Linked DNA regions of Homo sapiens: regions 2, 3 and 4 are each linked to region 1. Evidence: chromatin loops called from intact Hi-C (ENCODE). Cell type or tissue: mammary epithelial cell. All regions are shown on one strand.

Region 1 (8,000 bases):
GTTCTAAATTTCATTGATGCTGTGATATTGTTCTTTCATTTGTTTTGTAACTGTTCTTGATGGTTTAATGCATTTATGGCTTTTCCATCCAACTAGGTTGTAAGCGTGTGAGGTTTGGGTACTTGGTTAATTTTTTGTGTAGCGTCCCCATGGTGCAGCACTGATTTCTCTGTCCCATAGATAAAAATCACACCACCATACGAAGTGTGCTGATGGAAATGTCCTACCGACTGGATGACACTGGAAATCCAATCTGCTCCTGCCAGCCTGTACATACATTTTTTGGAGGACCTACTTGCAAACTATTGACCAAAAATGCCATTTTCCAAAGCCCAGAGAATGATGGCAACATCCTGGTGTGTACTGGGGATGAAGCAGCAAATTCTGCCCTGGTGAGCCTGTTACTTTTTTACTTTCATATAAAAAGTAGTTTTGCTTAAAATATTGGTAAGGGAAAACATGAACTTTTTTTACAGAAGCTCATATAGCAAAAAAGTGTAAGTTCTGCTCTGTAATCCCACATATCCGCATATGTGTGTATGTGAGATTGCTTGGTTTCCATGAGTCGTGCTTTCCGTATTGCTTTGTAGATCTTGACTGAACTGCTGCAACCTCTATTTCTTGGGTTCAAGTGATTCTCCTGCCTCAGCCTCCTGAGTAGCTGGGATTACAGGCACCCCACCACCATGCCCGACTGATTTTTGTATTTTTAGTAGAGACAGGGTTTCACCGTGTTGGCCAGGCTGGTCTGGAACTCCTGACCTCAAGTGATCTGCCGGCCTTGGCCTCCCAAAGTGCTGGGATTAGAGGCGTGAGCCATTGCACCCAGCTGAGATGTTCTTGAACCTGAGTCTGATTAAGGCCTAGAGTAGCACTGTCCAGTACAGTCACACTAGTCACATGAGCACTTAAAGTGTGCTTAGTGCCAAGGAAGAACTTAATGTTTAATTTTAATCAAGTTAAATATAAACTTGTGTGACTAGAGGCCACCATATTGTATAGTGCCACTCTAGAAGCTAGCGCTAACTTTCATTGACTGGAGTTGCAGGGAATAGAGGAGAACAAGTTTAATGATAGCACAGAAAGCATATACACAAGTCCGGGTTGTGGGCGTTCTATAAGACAGCTGATCTGGCTTCCACAACAAGTCAATGGCAGAAGAAAAAAGGTTGGATTATAGGCGTGAGCCATTGCGCCTGGTCTGTCCTTTTTTTTTTTTTCTTGAGACGGTCTCGCTCTGTTACCCAGGCTGGAGTGCAGAGGCGCAATCTCGGCTCACTGCCACCTCCACCTCCCAGGTTCAAGCAATTCTTGTGCCTCAGCTTCCCAAGTAGCTGGGTGCACACCAACCATACCCGGCTAATTTGTGTATTTTTAGTAGAGACAGGGTTTTGCCATGTTTCCCAGGCTGGTCTCAAACTCCTGGGCTCAAGCAGTCTTCTCACCTCAGCCTCACAGACTACTAAGATTACAAGCATGAGCCACCGTGCTCTCTACCTTTTTTTTTCTGTCCCTCTCTACTTTTTTTTTTTTTTGAGACAGGGTCTTGCTCTGTTGCCCAGGCTGGAGTGCAGAGGTGCAATCTTGGCTTACTACAACCTCCACCTCCTGGGTTCAAGTGATTCTTGTGCTTCAGCCTCCCAAGTAGCTGGAACTATGGGTGTGTGCCACCATGCCCGGCTAGCTCTACTTTTTAATACTTCAAAATATTTTTCATTTCTTTTTGTTTGTTTGTTTGTTTGTTTTTAAGTGACAGTATCTTACTCGGTCCAGGCTGGAGTGCAGTAGTGCAATCATGGTTCACTGTAGCCTCAAACTCCTCAGCTTAAGCAATCCTCCTTCAGCCTCTTGAGTAGCTGGGACTGCGGGCATGCACCACTACACCTGGCTAATTTTTTCTTGTAGAGATTGGATTCTTGCTGTATTGCCCCAGCTGGTCTCAATCTCCTATCCTCAAGCTGTCCTCCCATCTCAGACTCCCAAAGTGTTGGAATTACAGGTGTGAGACACCATGCCTGGCCAATAATAAATTTTTAGAGGCCAGACGCGGTGGCTCACGCCTGTAATCCCAGCACTTTGGGAGGCCAAGGTGGGTGGATCACCTGAGGTCAGGAGTTCTAGACCAGCCTGGCCAACATGGTGAAACCCATCTCTACCAAAAATACAAGAAAATTAGCCGGGCGTGGTGGTGGATGTCTGTAATCCCAGCTACTTGGGAGGCTGAGGCATGAGAATCGCTGGAACCCAGGAGGCAGATGTTGCAGTAAGCCAAGATCGTGCCACTGCACTGCAGCCTGGGTGACAAGAGTGAGACTCCGTCTCAAAGAAAAAAAAGGGTGAGTTCCATGAGGGCAAAGACAGGGACTTTATCTTATTGACCCTTCTGTCCCTAGAAGAGGCTGGCACATTGAATGAATGGAAGCTGGGCTTTATTTCAGGTCCACTTACAGGTAGACTAATTGCTGATTACAGTAGGTGAGGCTGTACCTGAACTATGTCAGGTGTGCTGACTTTGAACAACCTTGCAAAGGTTAGGGACAGCCTGCTTTGCTCTCCAGGTAGTGTTCTCTCTGCAGCCTTTCAGACTTGTTAGATGATGAAGAATGGAAGTCCCTTCGTGTACTGACTGACTCCTGACCCTTCCCTCTGCTTGTGTTCTTTAGCTGTGGGATGCTGCCAGTGGCTCGTTGCTCCAGGACCTACAGACCGATCAGCCTGTGTTGGACATCTGCCCATTTGAGGTGAACCGTAACAGCTACTTGGCTACCTTAACAGAGAAGATGGTCCACATCTATAAGTGGGAGTGACTGTGGTCTCGAAACCTTGAAGGCATGCTGCTGGTTAGATGTTGTTTGCTAGCGCCTAGCAGCCCCAAGCAAGATCCCTGTTTATTGTCTGCAGTCTAGAACATTGGGAATCATGGTTTGTTTGCATTAGTATGATTCTAGGACCCTAGGTCACTGAGACACTACAGATTGTGTATCTGTTATGTCCACTAAAAGAGTAATTGATGGGTACTTTATCTACATTATCCATTTCTTGGGTTTAAAGCCTTCATTAACCATTATTGTATGTTGGAAATTCTTATTTTCTTTATTTTCTGTGTGACTTTCTGGACCTTAGAGAGTGTCCTCTCATCATCTAGGATGTGAGTGGGCATCAAGCATTTTCTGGGGAATATGACATCCCATCTGAGTTGTCCTGTCACTTAAGTATCCTTGAAGGGACTAACCATCGTCTTGGTACTGATTTGATGCAACGTAGATGTAAAAGAGTATTATTCAGTTGAACACAAGAGGGCACTGTAGAACCTTGTGTCCGGTTTATTTCTGACCTTGAAGGCTGACAATCTTTTAGTAACTTGTCTCATCTCCACACAAGTGTGTGATAGCACACCTGGGTGTGCTTTGTGGCAATAACACTTGTGTTCCAGGTGTGAAGTGCTGGGACATTGGCAGGCCCAGTGATGGAAGCAGCTAGTGAACGATTCCCTTTGCTAATGCCTAGTGCATTAAGTTCATTGCTTTGCGAAAGGTAAGGAAAGAGGCCAGTTGTTTGAGCGGTGGGGAAGATTTTGTTTTTTCTAGCCAGCTTAGGATCTCAGGATTGGTTTTATCCAAGCTAGTGCTTTGAAGAACACTATCTCTTGCCAGGAAAAGATGAGTGATAGGTCAAAGCTTTTACTTGAGTCTCCCCTAGTGTCAGAGATCAGGAGAAAAGACATAAGAGAATTTACAAAAGCTATTCAGACTGCTATTGAAAACATGAGAAGAACTTGTCTCCCATTTTGAGAGTTCCTATCTAAATAAAGCCAATTCCTCAGACTGAGGGGCTGTTCTTAAGTGTTCTTTATACATTCCAGTTATCCAGTTAAAGCCTTCCCCATGTGAAGCTGATGTTTGATTCCAGTTTCCTTTGATTTGCCTCCCTAACCTTTTCTAGGGCTCAGTTTGTATTTCTTTGCCTTGCCTCAGACTACTTTGCCAACCCACTTCCACAACAGAATATGCTTCAAGATGTGGGCAGGTCAGTGTCCTGTTCATGGGAGAAAATGGCTTAACAGTCTGATTTTCTCAAATGATTATTGAAGAGTTGTTATCGTTTTTATTATAAAACACTTCTGACCTGTCAATTCAAGAGCTGTTTCTAGGATCTTTCTCTCCGGCAAGGGGTTGTTGCACTAGATTTCCCCAGAGTTCCAAGTTCTAGTTGTGCCTTTTAATGACCCTTTAATATTTTAGGACATAATTTTTTCCTTTTTTAAATTTTTTTGTAGAAATAGATGTTTCACTACGTTGTCCAGGCTGGTCTTGGACTCCTGGCCTCAAGCAATCCTCCCACCTCAGCCTCCTAAAGTGCCAAAATTATAGGCGTGAGCCACTGCACCCGGCCCCTATTTGAAGACGTCTTTTGTAAAAGCTAGCTTCTAGAACCTGAGAAAAGCTCTTTTCTCAGAGGAGATACTCCTTTTGATATGTTAATGATTAAGAGTGGTTGCCCAGGCCTAGTTTCAGTGGCAGAATAGGATTGGAATTAAAAAGCAGAACTCATCTGGCTTCAGCAGATTGCCACCAAGAGGATACAGGTGGTCAGGTCCTGGCTGGCTTTGTCTTTGGGCCTGGGCAGGCTTAGGATTTGACTTTCTTTGAAGTACCTGATGCTGATTGATTCCACTAATAGTAGGAAGCAAGAGACTTAACTATGAGGGACGTTATGTGAATCTTAAGTCTTACCAGTCCTTGCATTAGTACATTAAATTTGGATGTTTTGGAAGCAAATTCATACGATCGTGAGTGATTTCTCCAAAGAAAAAAAGCCTTGTCCAGCCTGACCAACATGGTGAAACCCCATCTCTACTAAAAATACAAAAATTAACTGGGTGCAGTGGTGCGCATGCCTGTAGTCCCAGCTACTTGGGAGGCTGAGGCAGGAGAATTGCTTGAACCCTGGGAGGCAGAGGTTGCAGTGAGTCGAGATCGCGCCACTGCACTCCAGCCTCGGTGACAGAGCAAGACTCCATCTCAAAAAAAACAAACAAACAAAAAAAAACCCTGATGCCATTCCCAGTCCCCGTTGTAGGACATCACATTTATAAATCCAGGCTTTAGTCTTCTGGGCTCCACCAGTCTCTGCCCCACCATATTCCTTTGTCACTACCTCTAAGTTTTTTTCCCCACTTGAGGATTTGGAGTTAAACGAACTCAAAATGTCTTGTCATTGTATGTATTCTTGCCCCTGCTTTGAAAACAGGGCCATGGGAACTCTGTTTATGCCCTGTTTTAATGTTTCTGTTTTATGTTTTACTGTTAATATGAAAATAAAGAATTTGCTATGTATAATGGCTCCTAGTGCCTTTTGTCTCTTTCACTTCTAGAGGCAGGAACATGTCTGCCTCTTGGGAGAGGGATATAATCCCAACCTGGTAGATTTCTCGGGTTTGTTCGTTTGTTTGTTTTTTGAGACGGAATCTTGCTCTGTAGCCCTAGCTGGAGTGCAGTGGCGCCATCTTGGCTCACTGCAAACTCCGCCTCCTAGGTTCAAGAGATTCTCCTGTCTCAGCCTCCTGAGTAGCTGAGATTACAGGTGTGCGCCATCATGCTCGGCTAATTTTTGTATTTTTAGTAGAGACGGGTTTCAGCATGTTGGTCAGGCTGGTCTCAAACTTCTGACCTTGTGATCTGCCTGCTTCAGCCTCCCAAAGTGCTGGGATTACAGGCGTGAGCTACCGCACCCGGCCTTTTTTTTTTTTTTTTTTTTTAACTGAATCTCACTCTGTTGTCCCAGGCTGGAGTGCACTGGTTCAATCTCAGCTCACTGCAACCTCTGCCTCCCGGGTTCAAGCGATTCCCCTGCCTCATTCCTCTCCAGTACCTGGGAGTTACAGGCGCCTGCAACCATGCCTGGCTTATTTGTCTATTTTTAGTAGAGACGGGGTTTTACCATGTTGGCCAGGCTGGTCTCCAACTCCTGACCTCAAGTGATTTGTCCATCTTGACAGCCTCCCAAAGTGCTGGGATTACAGGCATGAGCCACCTCACCCAGCCATAGATTTTCTCTTTTTCACACAAATGAAGTGGTTGAGGCTTTAGCTTGCGGTTCTGTTTTGCTGTTGCCAGTGGAAAGCGATGTGTTTGCCTCTTAAGAACCCTGTGCCCTGGCCGTGTGGCTCACGCCTGTAATCCCAGCACTTTGGGAGGCCAAGGTGGGCAGATCACCTGAGGTCAGAAGTTCAAGGTCAGTCTGGCCAACAAGGTGAAACCTCATCTCTACTAAATGATATAAAAATTAGCTGGTCGTAGTGGCGGACACCTGTTACTCAGGGGGCTGAGGCAGGGGAATTGCTTGAACCCGCGAGGCAGAGGTTGCAGTTAGCTGAGATTGCACCACTGTACTCCAGCCTGGGTGACAGAGTGAGACTCCGTCTCAAAAAAAAAAAAAAAAAATGTCCTGGTCTTATGTCTATTTACTCTCAGATCTAGGGATCTACATTTCCCAGACTTGTCTGCTGGCTTCCTGCTAGTTTCTTTGAATCCAGGAGACTTTAAAGTGGGAGGAAGAGAGAGGAGGAGAGGACTTTTGTTCCCTTTATTTCTTTTAGTCATTGGTGGCACTTCTGACCGTGGCAGCAGCAATGGGCAAGTATGGGTTTCAGGGTTCCTGCTCAGTACAGTTCTGGCCACCTGCCTCAGTTTCTTTGTTCTGTTTGAGTTCAAGAATCTTCGTTGCCATAAATCATGGTGCTCTGGAATTAGGCTGGAAAGGCTGAAAATGTTTTCCAGTTTCCAGCTGAACAGCAAATGGAGTATACTGGATTCCAGGAGAACTGAATCCATAGGTATAAGCTTACTAACTTCATGGAGCCTGGTGCTCTAAGGGAAAATGACAGAGGTCCTAGGATAGAAGTGAACCCCAAATTACAAAACCCAACACCATTGTTTTTGTTTTTCACAGTACCCTTTTTTTGTTTTCCGTGTCAGTGATTGACTATAAGTGAAATTCTGAAAAAAAATTTTTTTAAGAAACGGGGTCTCACTGTCACCCAGGCTAGAGTGCAGTGGCACTATCCTATCTCGACTGCATCCTCAAACTTCTGGGCTCAGGTAATCCTGTCTCCTCAACCTCCTAAGTAACTGGGACTGTAGTTGTGGACCACTGTGCCCAGCCAATTTTTTTTTTTTTTTGCTTTTTTTTTCTTGGTAGAGACGGGGGTCTTGCTTTGTTGCCCAACTGGATTCAAACTTCTAGTTCAAGCAGTCCTCCCGCCTCAGCCTCCCAAAGCATTGGGATTGCAGGCATGAGCCACCATGTCTGGCCAAAATTCTAAAAATAGACATTTGTTTGTCCTTGTTCTTAGTCAACTTATGTTTGTTGGTAACACTCTCTGTTTTATCTCTTTATGGTTTACTAATATATTAAGTAACATCTTAGTAAATATATATTACTAATAAGTAATTCTTAATGTTATGGAATACATATTATTATTCTATCTTACGGGGGAAGAAACAGGTTAAAAATACTAATAAAGCTTGGGTGCAGTGGCTCATGCCTGTAATCCCAGCACTTTGGGAGGCCAAAGAGGATGGATCACCTGAGGTCAGGAGTTCGAGACCAGCATGGCTAACATGGTGAAACCCTGTCTCTACTAAAAATACAAAAATGATCCAGGCATGGTGGCGTAAACCTGTAATCCCAGCTTCTTTTTTTTTTTTTTTAGACGGAGTCTTGCTCTGTCTCCCAGGCTCGAGTGCAGTGGCACGATCTCAGCTCACTGCAAGCTCTGCCTCCCGGCTTCACGCCATTCTCCTGCCTCAGCCTCTTGAGTAACTGGGACTACAGGCGCCTGCCACCACACTCGGCTAATTTTTTTGTATTTTTAGTAGAGATGGGGTTTCACCGTGTTAGCCAGGATGGTCTCGATCTCCTGACCTCGTGATCTGCCCGCCTTGGCCTCCCAAGGTGCTGGGATTACAGGCGTGAGCCACCACACCCAGCCCCAGCTT
Region 2 (8,000 bases), 170 kb after region 1:
GGATAAGTTAGACCTAGCACTGCCACCAGCCCAGTGCTCTCTCAGAGAATCACATTGCCTTGTGTCATTCTAGGTGGCCCCAGCAGATGGCTTCTCTGATCTTGCCATGCAAGTAATGACGTCTCCATCTAAGAACTACATTCTCTCTGTGATCAGTGGGAGCATCTGTATATTGTTCCTGATTGGCCTGATGTGTGGACGGATCACCAAGCGAGTGACACGAGAGCTCAAGGACAGGTAGAGCCACCTTGACCACCAAAGGAACTACCTATCCAGTGCCCAGTTTGTACAGCCCTCTTGTATAGCATCCCCACTCACCTCGCTCTTCTCAGAAGTGACACCAACCCCGTGTTAGAGCATTAGCAGATGTCCACTGCGTTGTCCCATCCAGCCTCCACTCGTGTCCATGGTGTCCTCCTCCTCCTCACCGTGCAGCAGCAGCAGCTGGTCGCTGGGGTTACTGCCTTTGTTTGGCAAACTTGGGTTTACCTGCCTGTAGACAAGTCTCTCTCATACCAACAGAACTTCCGGTACTTCCAGAACCAACTCACCTGACCTGCAACTCAAAGGCTTTTTTAAGAAAACCACCAAAAAAAAAAATTTTTTTAAAGAAAAAAATGTATATAGTAACGCATCTCCTCCAGGCTTGATTTGGGCAATGGGGTTATGTCTTTCATATGACTGTGTAAAACAAAGACAGGACTTGGAGGGGAAGCACACCACCCAGTGTGCCATGACTGAGGTGTCTCGTTCATCTCTCAGAAGCACCTTGGGGCCTCGCCAGGGCCGTGGTCTTCACCGAGGCGTGGGTGGGCAGCCGTTCCCCAGGCTGTGTGGGGTCCTGCTTTCTTCTGCTGAGACAGTGACGCTTTCCAGTTTCCACCCTAATCAGCCACTGCTGGTCACAGCCCCACAGCCATGGGTATTTCTGTGGTCTCCTCGCTTCATTGAAGCAAAGCATGAGCCTTCCTAGACAAGGGCAGCTGGGGAGGGGAAGGGACCGGAAGTTTGTGAAGTTGAACAGTCCATCCATCTGCACTGAGAGGCTGGATCCTGAGTCCCGGGGCAGCAGGATCCCAGGAACCTTCCTCCTCCAGGGCAGCACAGGACTCAGCCATGTCTGGACCGGCCCTGCTGAGGCTACAGTCACTCTGGAAGCTCTGCGCTTCATCAGGAGGCAGGACTGTGGCGGGAGGGGTCCTTGAAGATGGGTGTGGGGAGCAGTGGGTCAGGAAGTGGGAGCCAGAGGTTTGACTCACTTTGCTTTATTTTTCAGGCTACAATACAGGTCAGAGACAATGGCTTATAAAGGTTTAGTGTGGTCTCAGGATGTGACAGGCAGTCCAGCCTGACCTTTCTGCACACTCCAGACAAACTTCCCAGACAAGCTCCTTTGTGCCTCTACGTGGAGAGGGTGTGGAAAGTTATCACATTAAAAGATGGAGGATTTGCTCTGTTTTTTTTCTTTCTGTCCATTTGCTGCGTGTACCCACTCTAGTAGGCATTGGCTAAATGTTGTATTTTGGCGATTCATCAACCTTTGCAGAATATGGGCTTTATAGAAGCAATATTCTTGGCCATCCCGCCTCATTCCTCCAGTGTGGAGATGACAAGTCTGGGTGTGAGAGGGAGGGGTCCGGGCATCATGGTTCAGCGTGGCACTCCTTTGGTTGAGTTTGGGGCATGAGATCACAGTGGCTGCACAAGAGAGCAGTGTGTACAGTAGGAGAGACATTTATGTAATATATATTTTATTAACCTGTTAGATGTCCACAAAGTATTATAAATCACGTGCCTAAAACTGTCCATGTAGACCAAGGCCTGCCCTCGGCGCCCCCCACTCTTGCCTCTGCTCTGCACAGTCCACGTGCACTGCAGGACCGGAGCGACACATGTCTTCCCTGAAGGGTGTTCAGTACAAGGCGTGTCAGTTTGTGGATCAGTTGATCCAAGTTACTCCTTGTCTAACCTGACTGACATATATTTGAATACTGTGGTTTTCTTTCTTTTTTTTCTATTTGCTGCCCTTCCTGGAGGCAGTGGGTTCCAGAAGCCAACTGATTGTCCCCCTGCCAAGTCACCAAGGGAAGCTGCTAAGCTGCTTAGTCCCCTCGGTCCTGCTTGTAGGGTCTTCCTGATTGTCAACAGCTGTCTGGGATGCTTCAGTCTCCTAAAACTGGAAACGCAGGGTGCGAGCAGCACACACTGCCTCCCGCCACTGCCAGCCGGAGTGAGCGGCCCGAGAGTCTCTGCAGGTTCCCCTGGGGGCTGGGGGCCGCTGAGGCCTAATATCAAGAGCCAGGAATGTCATGTACATGGAGGTGCCTACGGACGTGCCTGGTGTGGTTTGCAGGTAGGATGGATGTTCACTGTTTGACCGGGTGGGGTATCCTTCCTCTCTGCAGTCTCCTTCCCAGTATGCGTAAACACCCTTATAGTTCTAATTGTGTTGATATTTCTGTTCTTTCTGAATTGAGAGAAAATCCCATTCGTTGTCTGCAGATTTGGAAGTTTGATGAGGAATTTGGTTCTTGAAACATCTGTCTTTTTTTTTTTTTTTGAGACAGAGTATCTCTCTGTTGCCCAGGCTGCAGTGCAGTGGCGCGATCTCAGCTCCCTGCAACCTCCACCTCCTGGGTTCAAGCAATTCTCTGCCTCAGCCTCCTGAGTAGCTGGGATTCCAGGCACCCGCCACCACGCCTGGCTTATTTTTGTATTTTTAGTAGAGATGGGGTTTCACCATCTTGGCCAGGCTGGTCTTGAACTCCTGATCTCATGATCCACCCGCCTCAGCTTCCCAAAGTGCTGGGATTACAGGTGTGAGCCACCCTGCCTGGCCAAAACATTTGTCATCTTTATAAATGGTCAGAATAGAAAAGTTAGCTCTGCCAGTATCTTCAATTACTTATTACAAGAATGTCTTTCATCATCTTACTTGGAGCATTTTCCAATGACTGGCTCTTGAGAGCCCCAGGCAGGGCCCCGAGCAAGTTTTTCTAAGTGCCAAGGCCAGCAAAGTCTGAACTGGCCGCACTCATTAAGTCCCTCATTTGGCAAAACAAAACAGGGCCTGGGGCACCCCTGGTTCCTGGCCTTATAGGTCAGTCAACTGGCTGAGAAATGGTCAAGAAAAGAAACAATGACCCTTCTGTGGATGTGAGTGGATGATGGACTCTGGCCTGTGTCTACTCTCCTGATGTGTAGCCCACCAACAGTAATAGAAGTAGAGGGTAGGGGGTTTTGCCAAGGCTAAGGCTTCAGGTACTTGCTAACAGTTATAGCAGCTGGGTCACTGTCATCTGGACTTACCAGTTCATGCCAGTGTCCCTGTGACTTATGCATAGTGTGCGCCACAGCCCTCTAGAGGTACCTGGAGCCCGGACTGCCAGGCTGGAGGCTCTGGGGTACTGAAGGTGAGCTGTCTGGGCAAACTATTAAGAACAAGACGAACTGTTCACAATGGAGCTTCTCCCACAGATGGGGAGCTCTGTGAGGCCTTCACCTGGGTGCATGTTGGACTTCCATTGCTGTTGCTGTTGTCCCTAGACAAGCCCGTTAGCAAGAAGCACCGGCAGGGGAGCCATGCACTCCATAGGCTTGGGATCACCCCCGGGAAAGCGATCTTCCCCGGGCTACCACCCCCAGCTGCAGTTCTGTGTTAGTGCATCCTTCAAAGCTAGGAGAATTCTAGGGTGACCAGTGAGCTAATGTTGAGTGAGCAGGTATTGACTTGAACACACTGCAGGCCTTTGGCTGTCTCATGCTGTCCTTACTCTTCTTGGGAACAGTGAGTCACTCAGCTGGCCAGGGTGGGGATGCATCCTGGTGAAGAGACAGCTTTCCCTGAAGATGCTACAGAAAGTTACTGTCAGATTTCATTTGTTTCTGTTTCCTGAGATCAACTAACAGAAGAATCTAATGGTGAGAGTGTCTTCATTCATGTTTTACGTTTTATCAAGGCACACTGGAAAGGGAATTATGTGGCTGACTTCCCTTGGCCTTCCCAAGAGAAGATTCTGTTCTTATGTCAGTGTGGCTTCTGGAAGTGTCTCCTATCCTCCCATCCTCCAGGCCTGTGGTGTGACTTCTGCCCCGAAGTTCCTACTATAGTGAGTCATCTGGGGAGAGGCCACTGAAAAGAGGCCTTCCCTTCCCATTTCCTCCCCTGCCTCCTTAGAACACACTCTAAGTCAGAACTTAATCTAAGAAGAAGGAAGCTGGACCAGGAACCTTGGAAGTCAGCCAGCCCTAGAACAGTCAGCCTAAATTTTGGCCGTAATGGCTTTTTTGGTTTTTTGTTTTGTTTCTGAGATGGAGTCTCACTCCGTTGCCAGGCTGGAGTGCTGTGGCGCTATCTCAGCTTACCGAATCCTCCGACTCCCTGGTTCAAGCGATTGTCCTGCCTCAGCCTCCGGAGTAGCTGGGATTACAGGCATGCACCACCACACCCAGCTAATTTTTGTATTTTTAGTAGAGACGGGGTTTCACCGTGTTGTCCAGGATGGTCTCCATCTCCTGACCTCATGATGTGCCCACTTCGGCCTTCCAAAGTGGCCGCAAAGTGGCCCACTTCGGCCAAAGTGCACTTCGGCCTTCCAAAGTGCATTACAGGCGTGAGCCACCACGCCCGGCCTGGCCTTTTTTTTTTTTTTCTTTTGAGACACAGTTTCACTCGTTGCCCAGGCTGGAGTGCAGTGGCGCAATCTCGGCTCACTGCAACTTCTGCCTCCTAGGTTCAAGCAGTTCTCCTGCCTCAGCCTCCCAAGTAGTTGGGATTACGGGCATGCACCACCATGCCTGGATAATTTTTTCTTATTTTTAGTAGAGACAGGATTTCATCATGTTGGCCACGCTGGTTTCGAACTCCTGACCACATGTGGTCCACCCACCTTGGCCTCAATTATGTGCATTTTGGTATATTTACTTGTATTTCAACATCTTGTGAGTTTGAAAAACCTGAAAGGCCAGAATGCTTCCTTTTATTTCTCACCATTTGGGCAGCACCTAAGTGGTTTTGTAAAATGCAGCATCTGGTGCTGTGGGTCTCTCTCAGGCCTTGAGGGACACTTCCTTCCTCCCCACTCGCCTCCTCTCCACTAGACTTTGGTTCCTAGAGGGCGTGGGGCCGGGTCTGAGGTTCTTGCCTGCCTTCCCTCCCATTGGTCTTTGGTTGCTCATCCCTCTAACTGCACCCCTTCTTGGTCCTTCCTCCACAGACTTCAGATAATAGATAAGTCATTAGCAAACCAGACCGAATCTTTAGGGTGAAGAGCTCCCCAAAGCCATCTGGTGAGGTCATTGTGGGGACCAGGGACTGATTATTTGTCACCTGGATCACAAAGATGGGACTGTCTGCTCAGGCTGGTGGTGACAGGATCCTGACCCGTGGTCCTCTCCCGCTCCCTCTGCTCCACCAGGACACATGTATAGGACACTGTGCTGTGTGCAGTGGAGAAATCTCCCTGGGCCAGGGGAAAGTTCAGACAGTGCCTCTAGATTGTGTTTTGCCTCCTCCAATGTAGAGTTGACATCTGGACCCCAGAGCCCAGCAGGGCTTTCTGTCAGACATGCTAGGGTGGTAGAAATGGGCCCTCCAGGTCCCCCTGCAGTGCACTGGGCAGAGACCTCCGGAAAGCCGGCAGCGGGAGCGCTTCCTGGGCAGCTTCCCCCAGCACAGTGTTCCCAAACCAGTCCATCCGGAAAACAGTCTGTACAGCAAATGCTGTGTGAGATCTTAGGCTTTTCACTTTTTTTGTTTTGTTTTGTTTTTGAAAGAAAGAAAAAAATACAATTAACAAGCCTCTTTTGTAAATGGGTTTCCTTTCTATGTATAAAATCGTGGTGGTCCCTTGTTTTTACATGTTCATGCTGTGTAATTTTGAGATGTTACTGAGATATGTTCTGAACATAATGTGCATTTTTTTCTGTACAGATGAAATGGGAGAATTTAATAAAGAGTTTGCAGGTTTTTACTTGTTAAATCTTCTCTGTGGTGACTGGGAGGAACCTCAACCACCTCTCTGCTAGTGGAAGCAGTGGCCTTGAACTTGCCAACTGATGCTCACAAACCTTGCTGATCAGGTCCTTAGTTCTTGACCAGTTAGGTTCAGCAGAGTAGGACTCAAGGACTTTTAGAGGACTAGGGACCTTGATCCCCTTGGTTTCTGTATGCTGCTAGTAGCAGAGCTGGAAGTCACGTCTGGGGTTTTCTGACTCTTGAGCCAATGTGTCCAGAATTATTCATTCTACTGATATGTTTAAGCCCACATCATGAGGCTCTGTCCTGGGGAGAGCAGAATCTGGCAGCTCTGTGTACAGATCTGACGTGTGGATGGCTGGTCCTGAGAGGCGCCTGATCTTCAGTGGCCACCCTTCCCCATCACCCCCTTGTCAGTCTTCTCCCTCACATTCCAGCAGCCCAGTCCCTGCGTCAGTAGCCTTTCCAGACCTCCTCCCTGAGCCTTCTGCTGCTGCCTGTCTCGGCGAAGTTAATTTGCGTCTGCGTGTTAAAAATGAATGGCTTCAGGAATTTGCATGGTAGCAGGGGTTTCTTGAAGTGGTAATATCCATACTACGATTTGAGGAATGAGATGTGCTGCGAGAGGAGGCAGATACTTGGGACCCAGGGTTTGTTCTCAGAACTCATGCCCATCATAGGCAGTTGTCACCTAGGAGGCTGTGGGCCCAGACATAGAGGAGAGACGGGGAGAAGGTGAAGAGTAGAGGAGGAAGAAGGAGGAGGGACTTGGGGTCCTTGTGAGTCATCACTGCAGATCTTGCTCTGTCTAGGGAGCCCAAGGCAGCCATCAGTCTCTGCATGTGGGGAGCCTGTCCGTGAGCGTCTTGGAGAGGCTGCCTGCTTTGATCTAAGCTTAGGAAGGTGGGGTCCATGGTTCAGGCTCCTTGTCACCAGTGCACCCTACAAGGGAGATTTTGGTTCACCTACCCCAGCTCCACTCTGCCCCATAAGTGGACGCCACAGCCCCAGAGGCCCTGGCGGTGATGGAGACAGCTGCCCAGCTGAAGCCTTAATAGTCTGAATGTATCGCCCCCACCCTCACATTTTATGTGTGAAGATGTTTCTGGTAAAAAATCCTTGGCCAACATAATCCTCAGAGGCATTTGGCATTTGTCCTCAAAAGGGGCTAGGAATTAAAGAGTTTTAGCCAAAATGAGGAGAACCTTAGACATCCAATTCTCACTTGATGAAAAAGTGAGGTGCAGAGAGGGGAGGCCCTTCTCAGACAGCTGATCAGCAGTGCCCAGGAATGCCTGCCCCACCAGGCACTGTCCCTCTCACTGGCCAGATTAGCCTGGGGACCTGAATGAATGACCAAACTAAAACCCCAGCTGCCATTGGGTTGTAGGAGAAGATAGGAACATCCCCAACGCAGGATGCTGCAGACTCCCCAGACAGGCCTTCCCTGGGAGCTCTCGGCCTCGGCCCTAAATCCCTACCTCACTTGCCCACAACAACCCACAGCAGAACAGTGTCTTCTCAAACACTCTGTACTTGGGGAGACACTTGGACGATGTGGAAGAGAAAAGCCAGGAGGAGAGGGGCAACAGGGGCAGCAGACTAGGAGGAAGTTGGCTCAAATGAGGAGGTAGGGGCTGGAGCACAGGCCGCTCTTCTGAGGACTAGGCAGTTGCTAGTGCTTGGCTGTCATACTCCAGGGCCCTGGCAGGACTATGCCTTTCTCCTGCCTGGGTCTTGGAGCCAGGGACTGCTCCTTGACCCATTTGGCTGGGAGACCCCTTAGGGTGGGCCAAATAGCAGGGATTTCTTCAGAGAGCAACCAGGATCAGGCCATAGAACTGAGCTGCACCCAACAGCCCCAGGTAGCAGTAGGTGACAGCAGTGAAGATCTGTTCAAGTTTCACTGCAGGGCACACAGGCCCAGGTGAAAGGTTGGGCTGACCTCTGACATTGTGTTTCCATGGGCTTTTCCTGTCTGCCACTGCCACCTCCCAAAGAGCAAGCTCTCTGGCTCACTTAC
Region 3 (8,000 bases), 140 kb after region 1:
GGGCGACAGAGCGAGACTCCATCTCAAAAAAAAAAAAAGAAAAGAAAAGAAAGGAAAATATTTGAAAACTAACAGGGTATTACATGATAGTAAAGCTTTTAAAATAATTGCTTAGTGGTGTGATAATGGTATTAAGTCCTTATATTTTAAAGAAACATGCTGAAATATTTACAAATGAAATGATGGAGTATCTGGGATTTTGCTTTAAAATATCAGCAAAGAGGCCTAGAGTTAAAACAGACTTGGCCACAGATTGATAAAGTTATGGGGAGGGAAGGTGGCTGTTACATTATTCTCTACTTCTTTGTGTGTTGGAAAGTTTTCATAACCAGTTAAAAATACAGCAGCTGCACACTGCCCTTGTGCATGCATAGTCTTCAGTGCTGAGTGGCTCTGAAGTTGATCGAAGGTATAACCACTGTCAGGTTCAGTTAATTTGAGTGATTCTTAGAAAAATAAATCTGATTGCCCTAAGAAAATAACTAAAAGCCGCCTTCTACAGACCAGGGAAATACTATATTGACATAGAGTTCTGAACACTTCTCTCTTGTTACAATTTTACACATTTAATGGCTAGGATCTTGTCGTGCCTGATGGAACATTTATACACAGAGAAGATGGTAGAAGACTGTGAACACCGTCTCTTAGAGCTGCAGTATTTCATCTCCCGGGATTGGAAGTGAGTATTTTGAAGCCAAAGTAAATGTATTGCCTCAGCCTCTTCTCCTGTGTAGTCATAATTACCTGTATTTATTAAAATAATCAGTAGGAAACTCTTTTTGTTCAGTTCTGGGACAGCTAACACACTCCAATCCCCTGAAAAACTATTCTTTATCACTTTCAGAACATTATCTAAAAGCAGAGTCAGCCCACTACCAGCCTGTACCACACATCCTTGTTCACCACGACTTTGGAAGTCAGGGTCAAAATGTTTCTGATACTACAAAGATCTGTCTAGTAAGAAGTATGGCACCTGTGGGGGTGGCAAAAGCGCCTTCAGATATGTCTCTAAGAAGATAATAGTGCAGTTGTATTTTTATTGATTTGCAGTGGATATGGTAATTGGCTTTTATTTATTTATTCAGAGTTACTGAATTAAGTCTGTCTTAAGGGGTTTTTGTCAATAAGTGACAACTTGATTATCTAATTTCCCTCTCATTCTGTTAACAAAAAGCGGTGGGGGTGGGAGGATGAACTAGGAGAAGGATCCGTATTACAGCCAGAATCACTGAGTTCATTGGCTGTCATTCCCCTCCTCTTTCCGCATCTTGCTTTCTCTCCCCACCTCCAAAGCAGCCAGTGCTGGATCCAACTGCTTCTCTAGCTTTTCAAGTTCAGTGGCTTCTCCATTCGGTTGTTAAGCCACCATGGTGTGGTAGTTAATTTTTTTTGGTGATTAATATATATTTTGGCCAGGCACAGTGGCTCACACCTATAATCCCAGCAGTTTGGGAGGCCTAGGCAGGGGGATAGCTTGAGGCCAGGAGTTTAAGGCCAGCCTGGTCAACATAGCAAGACCTTGTCTCTATAAAAACTAAAAAAAAATCAGCCAGGTATGGTAGTGTGCACCTGTAGTCCTAGCTACCTGAGAGGCTGAAGCAGGAGATTCACTTGAACCGGGCGCGGTGGCTCACGCCTGTAATCCCAGCACTTTGGGAGTCCGAGGTGGGAGGAGAACAAGGGCAGGAGTTCGAGACCATCCTGGCTAACACGGTGAAACCCCATCTCTACTAAAAATACAAAAAAAATTAGCCGGGCGTAGGTGGTGCATGCCTGTAGTCCCAGCTACTCGGGAGGCTGAGGCAGGAGAATGGTGTAAAACCCGGGAGGCGGAGGTTGCCCTGAGCCGATATCGCGCCACTGCCCTCCAGCCTGGGAGACAGAGCGAGACTCCGTCTCAAAAAAAAAAGGAGATTCACTTGAGCCCAGGAGCTGTAGGTTACAGTGAGCTGTGATCATGCCACTGCATGTTAACGGTGAGACCCTATCTCAAAAGACGTGTGTGTGTGCATGTGTTTTGCCCACATACTTTTTCTAGAAAGAGATTACTTGAAGATTCAATATATTCTTATTTCTATTCCTTCAGATTAGCTCTGGAAAGGACTACAGAAAGCTGGGCTGTAATTTCCCTTTGCTTACTCAGGCCATCTCAACCTAAATAGTCTACTGAGTGTATTGCCTTAATCAAAATCACGTTTTCTCCTCTTTAATTCCTTCCCCCATAATAAAAAAAAAAGTGCTGCATAGTTACTCATTAAATATTAGTTCTTAATAGTTACTCATTAAATATTAGCTTTTTTCTCCCATTAACTAGCCATCTACCAAAGTTGACAATATAATATGGACAGAATTAAGCATGCCCTGGTCTGATGTGGAGAAGAAGCAGGCTCATTGTCTAATCCACTGTCTCCAGATTCAGAGTTAAATGTCAAGTCTCATAAATTGATAAGCACACTCAAGTAACCAAAAAGATAACCACCTTACCTGGCACAGGAAGAAGAGAGAAAACTGAATAGGAGACTATTTATCTTGCCATTTCCTGATCTTACTGAATCTAATACATTACATAGGATTGAACTTCATTCCTACTTAGAAAAAGGTATTTAGTAAAAAGTATTAAGTAAAAAGTTGTGAATTGCCTGGTGGTGGCTATAACTCTAGTTTTCTGTTTTCACCCAGGGCATGTGAGTGCTGTCTATTAAAATGTTAGGTATCTAACAAAGCCAAGATATCTTTGAGAGAGACTTTAAATCTTCTGTAGAAGGTTAACAAACTTCTATAGAAAGTTATTCTCCTGCCTAGGCCTCCCACAGTGCTGACTACTGTGTGTTCATTAAGAACAAAATTCACGGCTGGGTGCAGTGCCTTATGCCTGTAATCCCAGCACTTTGAGAGGCCAAGGCAGGCTGATTGCTTGAGCTCAGGAGTTTGAGACCTGCCTGGACAACATGGCGAGACTCTGTTCTACCAAAAATATCAAAAAAGAGCCTGGTGTGTGCCTGTTGCCTCAACTGCTTGGGAGGCTGAGGTGGGAGGATTGCCTTCAAGCCCCGGGGGACGGAGGTTCCAGTGAGTCAAGATAGCACCACTGCACTCCAGCCTGGGTGACAGATTGAGAGATCCTGTGTCAAAAAAAAAAAACAAAAGAACAAAATTCAGGAATATACTTTTACATATCTTCTGTCTCCACGCCCCTGGAAGTGATTATCAATGAGTATACAAGCAAACACCTCATAAAAACCCTGAGCCTGTGTTAGAAGGAAATGTCTATTAATTAGTGGTTATCTTTTAACTCTTAACCTTATAGGCTGGACCCTGTCCTGTACCGCAAGTGCCAGGGAGACGCTTCTCGTCTTTGCCACACCCACGGTTGGAATGAGACCAGTGAATTTATGCCTCAGGGAGCTGTGTTCTCTTGTTTATACAGACACGCCTACCGCACTGAGGAACAGGGAAGGAGGGTATGCAGTGAATATCGACTTCATTTCTTCTTCTTGTCATTTGTTTTTTAAATTGTTTGCTGTATATTCTTCTGATTTCAGTCATATTAGGAAAACTTTTTAGACTATTTTGTGGGGAGAAGATTGCTGCACTTCTAGAAACTTCTTCCTTCCGTGAGTGCACTTAGAGTTGCCCTACCAGCTTCTATCATCTGATTTTATGTTTTTAACAAAGTGGGTGGGGGAAGATTTCCAGATTTTTTTTTTTAATTCCCAAAATCTGAATCACAAATGGACAGTTAAATTCTGCTGTCCTAACTTTATTTAGGTTTAAGGATCCATTAGAAGCTTTTAGCCAGGCTACAAATGGATTTTAGGCTTCTCCTCTTGGCAGCTGAACACATTTGCATTGTCTGCCCATGGACTGGTTGGAGCAGAAACCTCCATACCTCAGTCTCTTGGTATTTGTCTGCCCCAACTGCTGCTTTTTGTTGGGATGTTTGTGTGTGCTGGGGTCTCGGCAGCATCGGCTGCTTCCCGGTGCGCACTGACATGCACTTGTTCTCCACGATGGCTTTCTCTACCTTCTGAGATGCTCCATTATCAGTCCTGCCTTTGTTCCGGAGAGTTGAGATGGTATCACTTCTCATCCATCCTTAGAAATACCCCTTCTGAGCTTAATGCAAAAGCCTGGCTATCTCAAATCCAGAATGAGGGGACTCAGAAGGAAATGGCATACATCAGTTGCTGCTCCCTAACCCAGTGTTTATACTGCTGTGTGAGAAAACGTGGGAATTTGTTTTTTTTTTTTTTTTCTCTCCATATAATGAGCCTCTCATTAACCATGGGGGCTCCCACATCCCGGCATCTTTCTGGTCACTATAGTGACTAGGGGGTAGGAGGTTTATTCTCTTTTAAATAAGAAAGAGTTGGAGTCTGTGGTGCTGGTTTTCTTTTCTTTTTTTTTTTAAATTGAGGTGAAATTCACATAACATAAAATTAACCTTTTTTTTTTTTTTTTTTGAGACAAAGCCTCACTCTTGAATGTGTCTCACTGCACCCCAGGCTGGAGTGCAGTGGTGTGATCTTGGCTCACTGCAACCTCTTCCTCCTGGCTCAAGTGATTCTCCTGCCTCAGCCTCCCGAGTAGCTGGGATTACGGGTGCCTGCCGTCATGCCTGGCTTTTTTTTTTTTTTTTTTTTTTTTTTTGGATTTTTAATAGAGACGGGGTTTCTCCATGTTGGCCAGGTTGGTCTTGAACTCCTGACCTCAGGTGATCCACTCACCTGGGCCTCCCAAAGTGCTGGGATTAGAGGTGTGAGCCACTGCGCCTGGCCAAAATAACCCCCCCCTTTTTTTTTTTTTTGAGACGGAGTTTCACTCTTGTTGGCCCAGGCTGGAGTGCAGTGGTGTGATCTCGGCTCACCACAATCTCCGCCTCCTGCCTCACCCTCCAGATTAGCTGGGATTACAGGCATGCGCCACTACGCCCGGCTAATTTTTGTATTTTTAGTAGAGATGGGGTTTCTCCATATTGGTCAGGCTGGTCTCGAACTCCAGACCTCAGGTGATCTGCCCGCCTCAGCCTCCCAAAGAGCTGGGATTACAGGTGTGAGCCACCGCTCCTGGTCTTAACCATTTTAAAGAGAAAAATTCAGTGACATTTAGTACATTTACAGTGTTGTGTGGTCATCATGTCTGTCTAGTTTCAAAACACTCCATGACTCCAAAAGGAAACCCTGTGTTCATTAAACAGTTACTTTCCATCCCTCCTGCCCCAGGTATGCTGGCTTTTTTTTCTTTTTTTGCAAGAGAGACTAACTGTATCTGTCAATAACAGCTTTGTCATGGCCCTTGGAAAAATACTAGTTTTCACCTGCTTTACCCTCTGCTAATTCTTCATAGCTCATCTAGAAGAGTCCAGTCCTATCTCATAATGTTATATCTACATTTTCCTGCTTTTTCTGATTTAGGTCAATTTGAACTCATTTCTCCTGAGTCAAGTGTATATGCTCTCTTGAATTGGATCTGACCTTCTACCTGGTGTTCATAGACTGACACATTAGTTTTGCTAAGCAAAACAACAAACACAAAACTTTCCAACTAACCTAGTCTGAATGAAGCCAGTTCACTTTTATCAGGATACTGTCATAAAAGAATGTTGTTTATATAGTATATTAGAAACTGCTGAATATGTATAATCGCATTGCTAAAGATATGGGCTTTTCGAAGCCTCTTGCACATTTTATTTATTTATTTATTTATTTATTTATTTATTTATTTTTTTGAGACGGAGTTTCGCTCTTGTTGCCCAGGCTGGAGTGCAGTAGTGCAATCTCAGCTCACCACAATGTCCACCTCCCGGGTTCAAGCGATTCTTCTGCCTCAGCCTCCCGAGTAGCTAGGATTACAGGCATGTGCCACCATGCCTGGCTAATTTTGTGTGTTTAGTAGAGACAGGGTTTCTCCATGTAGGTCAGGCTGGTCTCAAACTCCCGACCTCAGGTGATCCGCCCGCCTCGACCTCCCAAAGTGCTGGGATTACATGCGTGAGCCACCGCACCTGGCCGCAACATTTAATTTTTATTCTGGAAGATATTTGAGGTATAAAATTTGGGAGATAAAATACAGGGTTATTTGTTAGTTTCCTCATAGCAGGTTTATCTCATATCTTTGTGTTTTTGTTTTGTTACCTTTCAAGTATTTAGCTCATTTTTTCTCATGCAGCTCTCACGGGAGTGCCGAGCTGAAGTCCAAAGGATCCTACACCAGCGTGCCATGGATGTCAAGCTGGATCCTGCCCTCCAGGATAAGTGCCTGATTGATCTGGGAAAATGGTGCAGTGAGAAAACAGAGACTGGACAGGTAGGTGACATCGCTTTCTGTTTGTCTTACAATAATGATGATGTTAATGTTTAACATTTTATGCAGAGTACAAACACCATAAAATCCATCTCTCTTTACCTTACAGATGTGATTTGTTGTATTGTTCAATATTTTCTCTGGAAGAAATTCTCAGGAAAATTTTCTCTCTGGTCTTTGTATCAGGAATAGTTGGCAGTGAGTTTGTGTTTGCATTATAGTTATTGTATTTTGTAATTGATTATTTTCCCTCTTCCTGTTGCTTATTAAAACTTCTAGAGCCAATGGTATGGCCTGCCTCTTACAGGTATATAAGATTTCATGGTAGGCATTTTTGTAGAAAGCTTACTACTGGCTCCATTTCACATCCTCTTTCCTTTCCTTTTTGTTTCTCTTCTTTATTCATTTTACTCATTTTTAATTCATTTTCTCCATTAAGTCCTTTTGAGATAAGCAGGGTGTAAATCTGTGCGTATGTGAGTACTGGTCTGCATGAATAGTGGGCATGCCCTAGAACAGTCCCAAAAAACATGTAGAAATGGAATTTTTTCTCACCTGGTTGACAAATTGAAGCTCAGAGAAGTTAAGTGTATACATTCCCTTACCTAAAATTCAGTTCAGTTCATTATATAGCCTCTCCATCTAGGAAGCAGAGGGAAGGAGCAGCCCCCAAAAATTCCCTGAGTGCTGTGATTGGCTCCTTAGGATTGTGTCCCAGTTTAAGGGAAAGAAGGAAAGATGCATGACTGCAGGTCATGTGGGAAGCTAGCTGTCTTCCATCTGAATGCAGGATACTCAGCAGTAGGAATACTGCGTGTTTAAAGCCACATAAATAAGGAGTGAACTCAGGTTTCTGGGTTCCATTTGTACCACTACAAAACCCCCTCTGGAAGTACAGTATGAAAAAGTCACACGTACAGGAATTGGACATTTTAAAGGAGAAACATGGTTGCCTACTCAGGTCTGTTGAGCATAGGACTATCATGTTCAGCAGTCTGTTTCCTGAGCCTGCTACAGTTCTGTTGGGTATATTGTTAGAAAATGCTTATAGTTGAGCTTTCTGTTGCCTCTGTCCAATGAAACAAGGGATATGGTGATTTGGAATCCCAGAAAATAGTTTCCTTTAGAACCCCGAGTAAAGTAAACTTTAGAAAGCTGCACTACATTGCAGCCCGTCATGGAGAAGCTAAACTTAAGAATTCTTTTTTTTTTTTATTTTGAGACAGTTTCACTTTGTCACCCATGCTGGAGTGCAGTGGCACGATCTCGGCTCACTGCAACCTCTGCCTCCCGGGTTCAAGCAATTCTTGTGCCCCAGACTCCTTAGTAACTGGGATTACAGGCACCTGCCACCACACCCACCTGATTTTTTGTATTTTAGTAGAGACAGGGTTTCACCATGTTACCCATGCTGGTCTCTAACTCCTGAGCTCAGGCAATCCACCTGTCTTGGCCTCCCAAAGTGCTAGGATTACAGGTGTGAGCCACTGAGACCAGCCAGGATTCTATTAATAGGATGTTTCTCTTAGCCATTTATTTTACTCCCAAAAGTTTGGGGTATTTTCCTTTAGCTTTTTTATTTCTTCTTCTTCTTCCATTCTGGCTGTTGTATAATTCCTACAACTCCTCTCTTCCCCTCACATTCTAATTCTGAAACAGAGAGATTCTTGCAGAATAGTAAGTTAAACTTGATCCTT
Region 4 (8,000 bases), 260 kb after region 1:
CTTCCCATGGTGTGAATGAGAACATCCCTGCTTTCCACACAAACACAGGCTCTCAAGCACACGAGAAGCATGCCAGGTGTCAGGTCCTTTCTGTGAAGTCGGTTGTAGGCAGATGTCCAGTCTACTGATGGCGACAAGAACTTCAGAGGGAGGAGGGAGGCCTTCCCCACAGCCATGCCGGTGCTGGAGGGAGGTAAGATAAACGCCTGCATCTTAGCGACCTCAGATCCAAATTCATTCTTACACTGTGGTAACATAGGTATGTCAAATGTTTGTCTGTACACTGTTTATCCTGTGTGGTAGCAAACACATTTACCAAGTCACTGCAGATGAATATTTCACAAGAGGACTTGACAAGCGTAATTAAAACGTCTGTTTAGGGCAGGACGTGGTGGCTCATGCCTCTAATCCCAGCACATTGGGAGGCCAAGGCAGGTGGATCTCTTGAGGTCAGGAGTTTAATGCCAGCCTCAGCAACATAGTGAAACCCCACCTCTACCAAAAAATACAAAAGTTAGCTGGGGACGGTGGAACACGCCTGAGGTCTCAGCTATTCGGGAGGCTGAGGTGGGAGAATCGCTAGAGCCCAGGAAGTTAAGACTGCAGTGAGCCGTGATTGCACCACTGTGCTCCAGCCTGGGTGACAGAGTGAGAGCTAATCTCAAAAAATAAAAATAGGCTGGACGCGGTGGCTCACACCTGTAATTCCAGCACTTTGGGAGGCCTAGGTGGGCGGATCATGAGGTCAGGAGTTTGGGACCAGCCTGGCCAACATAGTGAAACCCTGTCTCTAATAAAAATACAAAAATTAGCCCAGCGTGGTGGCGCACGCCTGTACAGTCCCAGCTACTGGGGAGGCTGAGGTAGGAGAATCGCCTGAACCTGGGAGGCAGAGGTTGCAGTGAACCGAGACCACGCCATTGCACTCCAGCCTGGGCAACAGAGTGAGCCTCCATCTAAAAAATAATAATAAAATAAAAACACTCAACCCCCTAGAAAAAATAGTGCATCAGTGGTTATGAGAACCTACTAAGGACAAGACCCATCTTTGACAATGAAAGGGGCCTTAGGACTTCCTTCCTTTTTTTTTTTTTTTTTTTTTGAGACAGTCTCGCTCTGTCACCTAGGCTAGAGTGCAGTGACACAATCTTAGCTCACTGCAACCTCCGCCTCCTGGGTTTAAGCAATTCTCCTGTCCCAGCCTCCCAAGTAGCTGGGATTACAGGCATGTGTCACCACGCCCAGCTAATTTTTGTATTTTTTAGTAGAGATGGGGTTTCACCATATTGATCAGGCTGGTCTCGAACTTCTGACCTCACGTGATCCAACTGCCTTGGCCTCCCAAAGTGCTGGCATTATAGGCATGAGCCACCGCACCCAGCCTGACTTAGCATTTTGGAGTGGAGGCCGATCATGGTGATGGAGAAGGAAATCAGGGACAGATCTATACCATTTGTTTGCTATTTACTGCACGTAAACAGAATGAAATCAACACATTAAGTATTTCACTTGATTTCATCCACCATCTCCTGCAGACAACCAGGTTTCTCCCAAATTCATGTGCCTGGAAATGGCTTGAACCAAATGGTTCATGAGGAAAACCTGTGATATTTTTCATGAAATTGCCACATCTGGGCATCAGGAAAGCCTTCCCCGAGAATGTCTCAAATTGGTCAGCCGTTTTCTCTTTTTTTAGACAGGTAGGTGTCCCCAAGCATTCAATCCTAGCTAAAATATGGAAGTATTTATCTAGCACAGGAGCCTATGGCATAGTTTCAGTCCACTGTCTGGCAGACCTCATCTGGGCTGTCTTTGTGTGATTTGACTGGCCAGTAAATGGGGTATAAACTATGTAGGCTGTGGCCTGGCCTTGTGACAGAGGGGTCCCTGGAACTTGACTGCCACTCCCTAAGAGCAGAAACCGCCTCTTTCTTGTACACTGCTGGATCCCATCATCCTGCACAGTGCCTGGCTACAGGTGGCCAGCAATAAAACACAAGATTGGGGCAGGCACAGTGGCTCACGCCTGTAATCCCAGGACTTTGGGAGGCTGAGATGGAAGGATCACTTGAAGCCAGGAGTTCAGGCCCAGCCTGGGCAACACAGTGAGCCTATCTCTACAAAAAAAAAAAAAATTTTTTTTAATTAATAAAACACAAGATTGGTTTGTGTGGTGAGACAGTATTGAATCCAACAAACGGGAACTGGATAGTGTGGCCCAAGATGCAATGGTGGCTGCAGCATGAGACCCTTATGCATATAATATTCAGTGGAAGAGGTGCCAGGCACTGTTCTGGGTGCTGAGAATAAAGCTATGCATAAGACTAAGGTTCTGTCGACAGAGATCGTGTCACACCAGTGGAAAAGACAGTCATCAAACTTATATCCTTGAGTCAGTGATGACTTCTAGAAGGAAAGAAAAGGCTGATGTGACGGTGAGGAAGGGATGAGTGGAGACTTCTCTGAGACTTCAGTGATTCCTCTTCCTCTGAGCTGAGCCAAGCTGAGAAGCTGAGAAGAGTAAGATAGGGCCGGGAACTCAGGTCCGTTAGTCCGTCCTCCGAGGTGGGGCGGGCCAGCAGAATGGATTTCCGATCTACTCTGTGAGAGCCTCGCCCAAGAAAGCCCAGAGCCACTTCCAAGATCCGCGCTCCCACGGCGATGAGAAGCGTTTTCCCCCGGGACTGCTTGGCTTAGGACTGGGGACCCACTGGCTTTGGAGTAAGCCCTGGCACGGGCCTCGAGGGAAGAAAGAACCCCCGCGCTCCCCACACTCCACAGGGCCTGCGATCATCTCAGATGTTCCGGTTCCACGTGCAGAAACCCCGCCGGTCCGAGGCCCGGGTTCTAAAACGGCCCTAAGAGTCAAGGCTTCCACAGCTCGCCTCTGAGGGTGGCAAAGAGGCCGCGGGGGCGGTGCCTCGCGAGACCCAAACAAGCCCACGTGGCAGGGGCGGGGCTCCGCGAGGGCGTCACGGCGCGCTCGGGCGCGGCTGAGGTCACGCGCCGGCGGTACCCGTGCCCGGGGGCCGTAAAGCGCGGAAGGTCGCGGTCTCGGCTTCCCCGGAACTTTTTGCTCGCTTCGCCCCGCCCCCTTCCCATCCCCGAACCCCGCTTTCCGGCCCGCGGCGACCGCCGGCAACTGTTGTGGCTGCCGCATTGCTCCCGCCGGGCTGTAGCTGAGCGCGGAGCCCGTGGGGGCCGGTGAGGTAAGGAGATAGCTTCGGGGCAACTCTGGCCTCCCCGTCCGCGCGGGCCTAAGCGCCCCGGGACCCCTGGGTTCCCCTCTTTCTCCTTTGGTTTCGCCCGGGGGTGGTCCCCGCTAGCTCACGCTTCCAGTGGGTTCCGCCTGGCCTCTCGCGAAGTCGCGTCCGGGCGGTAGTACTCGTCCCCGTAAGGTTGTCCGCTCGTGCCTTGGCTTGTGTCCTCGGCTACCCCTGGGCCTGCGCACCGCTCCTCCAGGAGCCTGCACCTCAGCCCCGATGCCAGGGCGGCCGGGGTGACCTCGGGCTCCCCAGTCTTGGGCTTGCACACCCCTGCGGCGCAGAGCCAACTCCAGCTTGTCTAGCCCGGTCCTCCATCCCTGCAGATGGAACTGTTTTCCCGCGTTGAGACGTGCGGTCCGCTTGTGCTTTCAGAACTAGTAAGACTGCTGCAGAGTCCGGAGGAAGAAGTCACCTAGAAAAGTCTGGGACAGGGCAGTAAGCTTCCTTCTTAATGTTTGACCTTTGGGGGCCGATGTGTGATACCTCGGATTTGAATCAAGAATCTCCAAGCCCATTTTCCGCATGCATGTAAACGTGATGTACCGGGATGGGGGCTGGTGGTGGAGGAGGAGCCAGCCCAACGGATATGCGTTTCCAGTGGCAGGGACTTGTGTTAATTTCTTTTTTCTTTTTTCTTTTTTTTTCTTTTTTCCGAGACGGAGTCTCACTCTGTCGCCCAGGCGGGAGTGCAGTGGCGCGATCTCGGCTCACTGCAACCTCTGCCTCCTGGGTTCAAGCAATTCTCCTGCCTCAGCCTCCCAAGTAGCTGGGAATACAGGTGTGCGCCACCACGCCCGGCTAATTTTTGTGTTTTTAGTAGAGACGGGGTTTCACTATGTTGGCCAGGCTGGTCTGGAACTCCTGACCTCGTGATTCGCCCGCCTCAGCCTCCCAAAGTGCTGGGATTACAGGCGTGAGCCACTGCGCCCGGCCAACTTGTGCTAATTTCTTAAACTTGCGTGATCACCTGGTGTACTTGTTGAAAAATACAGCTCCCTGGCGTGGCAGGATCAGAATCTGCCGAGGTGGACCGTGGGAATCTGTCATTTTTAAACAAGTGTCCCAGGTGGTTCTTTTGCTGAGGCAAGTGTGGGAAATGTGTGAACCCACGCTCATCCAGTCTTCCTTGTGACCGGCAGTCCACTGTGCGCAACGCTGCAGCCATACAGAGGGACTACTCGAAGTTAGAACTAGCACCTTGGTCTTGTTGGAATAAGCAGATCTGAGTAGAGCCAGCTGCAGTCTTATGGTTGTTTAGCAGAAGTTATTCTTCTTAGCAGAGAATATTATACGGTCATTTTCCAGAACTGTAAAAACTCTATCATTTGTTTTAAACCAGATGATGTGCTTCATTTCTGTCTTTGACGTCTTCAGTTTCTTCTCCCCTGGCTTTACCTCCTTTGCTATCAGTTTGTGCTTTGGTTTTGCTGCCAACCTTATAGGCTTAGGTTTGGCGGCAAAGGCACTAGACTCTGGTGCCTTCTTTTCCTTCGTTGTCTTAAGCCCTTCTTTTCCTCTGCCCTCATGCCCTCACCACTTCACTCTTTTGAAGGTCATAATGAACACAAGGTCAGAGATCCCTTTTTTGGCGCCAAGCACCCTGGGCTTTTTTGAGATGGAGTCTCACTGTGTCACCCAGGCAGTGGCGCGACTCTGCGCACTGCAGCCTCCATCTCCCTGGTTGAAGCAATTTTCCTGTCTCAGCCTCCTGAGTAGCTGGGACTACAGGTGCAAGCCACGACACCTGGCTAATTTTTCTGTTTTTAGTAGAGACGGGGTTTCACCATGCTGATCAGGCTGGTCTCAAACTCCTGACCTCAAATGATCCACCCACCTTGGCCTCCCAAAGTGCTAGGATTACAGGTGTGAGCCCCTGCGCCTGGCCTTTTTTTGTTTTGTTTTGTTTAAGACAGAGTCTCACTGTGTCACCCAGGCAGGAGTGCAGTAGCATAATCTCGGCTCACTGCAACCTCTGTCTCCCAGGCTCAAGCGATCCTCCTACCTCAGGAGTTCAGGACCAGCCTGGGCAACATAGTGAGCCCATCTCTACAAAAAAAAAAAAAAAAATTTAAAAAATTAATAAAACACAAGATTGGCCTGTGTGGTGAGACAGTATTGAATCCAACAAACGGGAACTGGTTAGTGAGGCCCAAGATGCAATGGTGGCCGCACCATGAGTACCTGGGACCACAGGTGCGTGCCACCACACCCAGCTAATTTTTTGTATCTTTGGTAGAGACGGAGTTTCACCATGTTTGCCAGGCTGGTCTCCAATTTCCGACCTCAAATGATCTACCCGCCTCGGCCTCCCAAAGTGCTGAGATTACAGGCGTGAGACATGGCGCCCGGCCTAAAGTTTTTTTTTAATTCCTCCTTAAAACTCATCTGTTACTGTGTTTGTTCTGCCACCTTTGCAATTCCCTTTCTCTGTTAGGGGAATGTGCTTAATGGTTCAGTCCTCACAGCTGTCCTTTCCTTACCATCTGCTTTTATTTGAAAGGTAGCGTGGAGTCATGATTAAATAGCCGGCCACTAATGCCAAATTGGCAGGGTTCTGCTACTCAACAGTTTGGTAGGACCTTGGGTGAGTCACTTCCACTTATCTGTGCCTGTTTCCTCAAGTGTAGAATAGAAATGCTAGTATCTACCTCATAAGGTTGTGAGGATTAAATTAGTTATATACATAGGCAGTATCTGGTGCATTGTAACTACTTATAAAAATATTAGCTTTAAAAATTATTGGCCGGTCACAGTGGCTCATGCCTGTAATCCCAGCACTTTGGGAGGCCAAGGTGGGTGGATCACCTGAGGTCAGGAGTTCGAGACCAGCCTGGCCAACATGGTGAAACTCCATCTCTACTAAAAATACAAAAAATTAGTCGGGCACAGTGGCGTGCGCCTGTAATCCCAGCTACTCGGGAGGCTGAGGCGGGAGAAACACTTGAACCTGGAAGGCAGAGGTTGCAGTGAGCTGAGATCACGCCTCTGCACTTCAGCCTGGGCGACAGAGTGAGACTCTGTTTCACAATAAATAAAAATAAAAATAATTCTCTCAGGTATTTAGATATCTCCTCAAATCTGGGGGTCCTACCTTTGATTTTTTCCCCCCATCTTCTTTGTTCTCTGTTCTCATTCATGCATCAACATATATTTCCTAGGTACCTATGCTGAACGCTGGGAAAATTGAGCAATTTATAAGGTTTCTGCTCTTAGTTCCATTATAATAGGGAAATAATAGGCCGGGTGTGGTGGCTTAGCCTGTAATTCCAGCACTTTGGGAGGCCAATGTGGGCAGATCACTTGAGGTCAGGAGCTCGAGACCATCCTGGGCAACGTAGTGAGACCTCACCTCTACAAATATTCATAATTTTAAAATTAGCTGAGTGTGATGGTACACATCTGTGGTCCCAGCTACTCTGGAGGCTGAGGTGGGAGGATCGCTTGAGTCTGGGTGGTTGAGACTGCAGTGAGCCATGATCATGCCGCTGTACTCCAGCCTGCATGACAGACCTCGTCTCAAAAAATAATAAAAAATAACTACCACTTACTGAGTGCTTCTTAGGTGCTTGTACCATGTTCTTCCTGCCTTGTCTGATTTAGTCTTTGCAGCAACCATGTGAGGTAGGTGTTTCTAGCCCGTGTTACAGATGAGGAGTTCAAAGCCTAGAGATTTAGTAACTTGCTGATAGTCATACAGCTAGTGAGAGGTGGGGATATTTTCAAACCCAGAACTGTCCGCCCCCAAAGCCTGGATTCCCTGCCATGCTGGCATGTTGCTTCTCTGATTGGCAAACAGACCATTGTGCAGTGTGGTAAGTTCTGTGCTGGGAGAAGTGTAGTGTGTTATAGGAGAACATAGAAAAGCCACCTAACCAAGTGTTGGAGAAGGAGGGGGAGATTGTCAGATAAGATGTCAAAGACAGGGCTGGGCACGGTGGCTCATACCTGTAATCCCAGCACTTTGGGAGGCCAAGGCAGGCGGATCACGAGGTCGGGAGATTGAGACCATCCTGGCTAACATGGTGAAACCCCGTCTCTCCTAAAAATTAAAAAAAAAAATTAGCCAGGCATGGTGGCGGGTGCCTGTAGTCCCAGCTACTCAGGAGGCTGAGGCAGGAGAATGGCATCAATCCAGGAGGCAGAGCTTGCAGTGAGCTGAGATCGCACCACTGCACTCCAGCGTGGGCGACAGAGCGAGACTCCATCTCAAAAAAAATAAATAAATAAGATGTCAAAGAGGCTGTGACCTGAGGAGATTACCTGTATTTGCGGGAGGGGTGGCAGGAACCTGCCAGGAGGGAACAGCATGCACAGAACCTGGAGCCGAATAGAACATTCACACCTCACCTGATATGTTTGACGAATTACAGGTTGTTCAGTCTGGCTTGGTCAGAGTGTGAGGAAAGGAGAAATGAGACCACAGATAAGAACCAGACTGTGAAGGATCTTGCACTTGATATGAAAAGAGTTTTGCCTTTTTCCTGAGGGCATCAGAAAGTCATTAAGGTGGGTGTGGTGGCTTACACCTGTAATCCCAGCACTTTGGGAGGCCAAGGCCAGTGGATCACCCGAGGTGAGGAGTTCAAAACCAGCCTAATTAACATGGCGAAACCCTATCTCTACTAAAAATACAAAAAGTAGCTGGGCGTGGTGGCGCGTACTTATAGTGCCAGCTGTTCAGGAGGCCGAGGCAGGAGAATTGCTTGAACCTGGAATGTAGAGGTTGCAGTGAGC

What was found. Hi-C counts contacts between places; a loop is a spot of excess contacts. Peaks named below come from ENCODE experiments on the same cell type or tissue, not always from the same donor. Only the 100,000 strongest peaks of a DNase experiment are listed, where the experiment ranks them.
Region 2: a loop joins it to region 1, with 5 times the contacts of the local background. A loop is called at or near these places in 8 of 110 quality-filtered maps.
Region 3: it touches region 1 in a loop (8-fold over the local background); 37 of 110 quality-filtered maps call a loop at or near these places.
Region 4: a loop joins it to region 1, with 4 times the contacts of the local background. A loop is called at or near these places in 2 of 110 quality-filtered maps.

What each region holds. Positions count from the first base shown.
Region 1 is chr16:74,618,735-74,626,734 of GRCh38, reverse strand. RFWD3 (ring finger and WD repeat domain 3) reads left to right here. Exons shown (of 13, transcript NM_018124.4): 12 at 181-392; 13 at 2,664-5,336. The coding sequence ends at 2,807. Among named protein-coding and RNA genes, the nearest start is that of GLG1, 16 kb to the right of the region's middle. RefSeq lists an enhancer at 5,475-5,974. In mammary epithelial cell, a CTCF peak has its summit at 3,298 (motif pointing right); no DNase peak of the experiment used is centred here.
Region 2 is chr16:74,445,408-74,453,407 of GRCh38, reverse strand. It overlaps GLG1 (golgi glycoprotein 1), which reads left to right. Exons shown (of 26, transcript NM_001145667.2): 26 at 74-5,968. The coding sequence ends at 241. Among named protein-coding and RNA genes, the nearest start is that of CLEC18B, 28 kb to the right of the region's middle. In mammary epithelial cell, a CTCF peak has its summit at 3,638; DNase peaks (open chromatin) are centred at 3,767 and 4,087; H3K27ac peaks cover 1,743 bases.
Region 3 is chr16:74,475,702-74,483,701 of GRCh38, reverse strand. GLG1 (golgi glycoprotein 1) reads left to right here. Exons shown (of 26, transcript NM_001145667.2): 10 at 578-679; 11 at 3,308-3,461; 12 at 6,169-6,306. Among named protein-coding and RNA genes, the nearest start is that of CLEC18B, 58 kb to the right of the region's middle. In mammary epithelial cell, no CTCF peak of the experiment used is centred here; a DNase peak (open chromatin) is centred at 3,381; H3K27ac peaks cover 1,280 bases.
Region 4 is chr16:74,363,274-74,371,273 of GRCh38, reverse strand. It overlaps the pseudogene PDPR2P. Among named protein-coding and RNA genes, the nearest start is that of NPIPB15, 9.0 kb to the left of the region's middle. RefSeq lists an enhancer at 2,729-2,778 and silencers at 2,809-3,060, 2,839-3,128. In mammary epithelial cell, no CTCF peak of the experiment used is centred here; a DNase peak (open chromatin) is centred at 3,003; H3K4me3 peaks cover 1,390 bases; H3K27ac peaks cover 1,268 bases.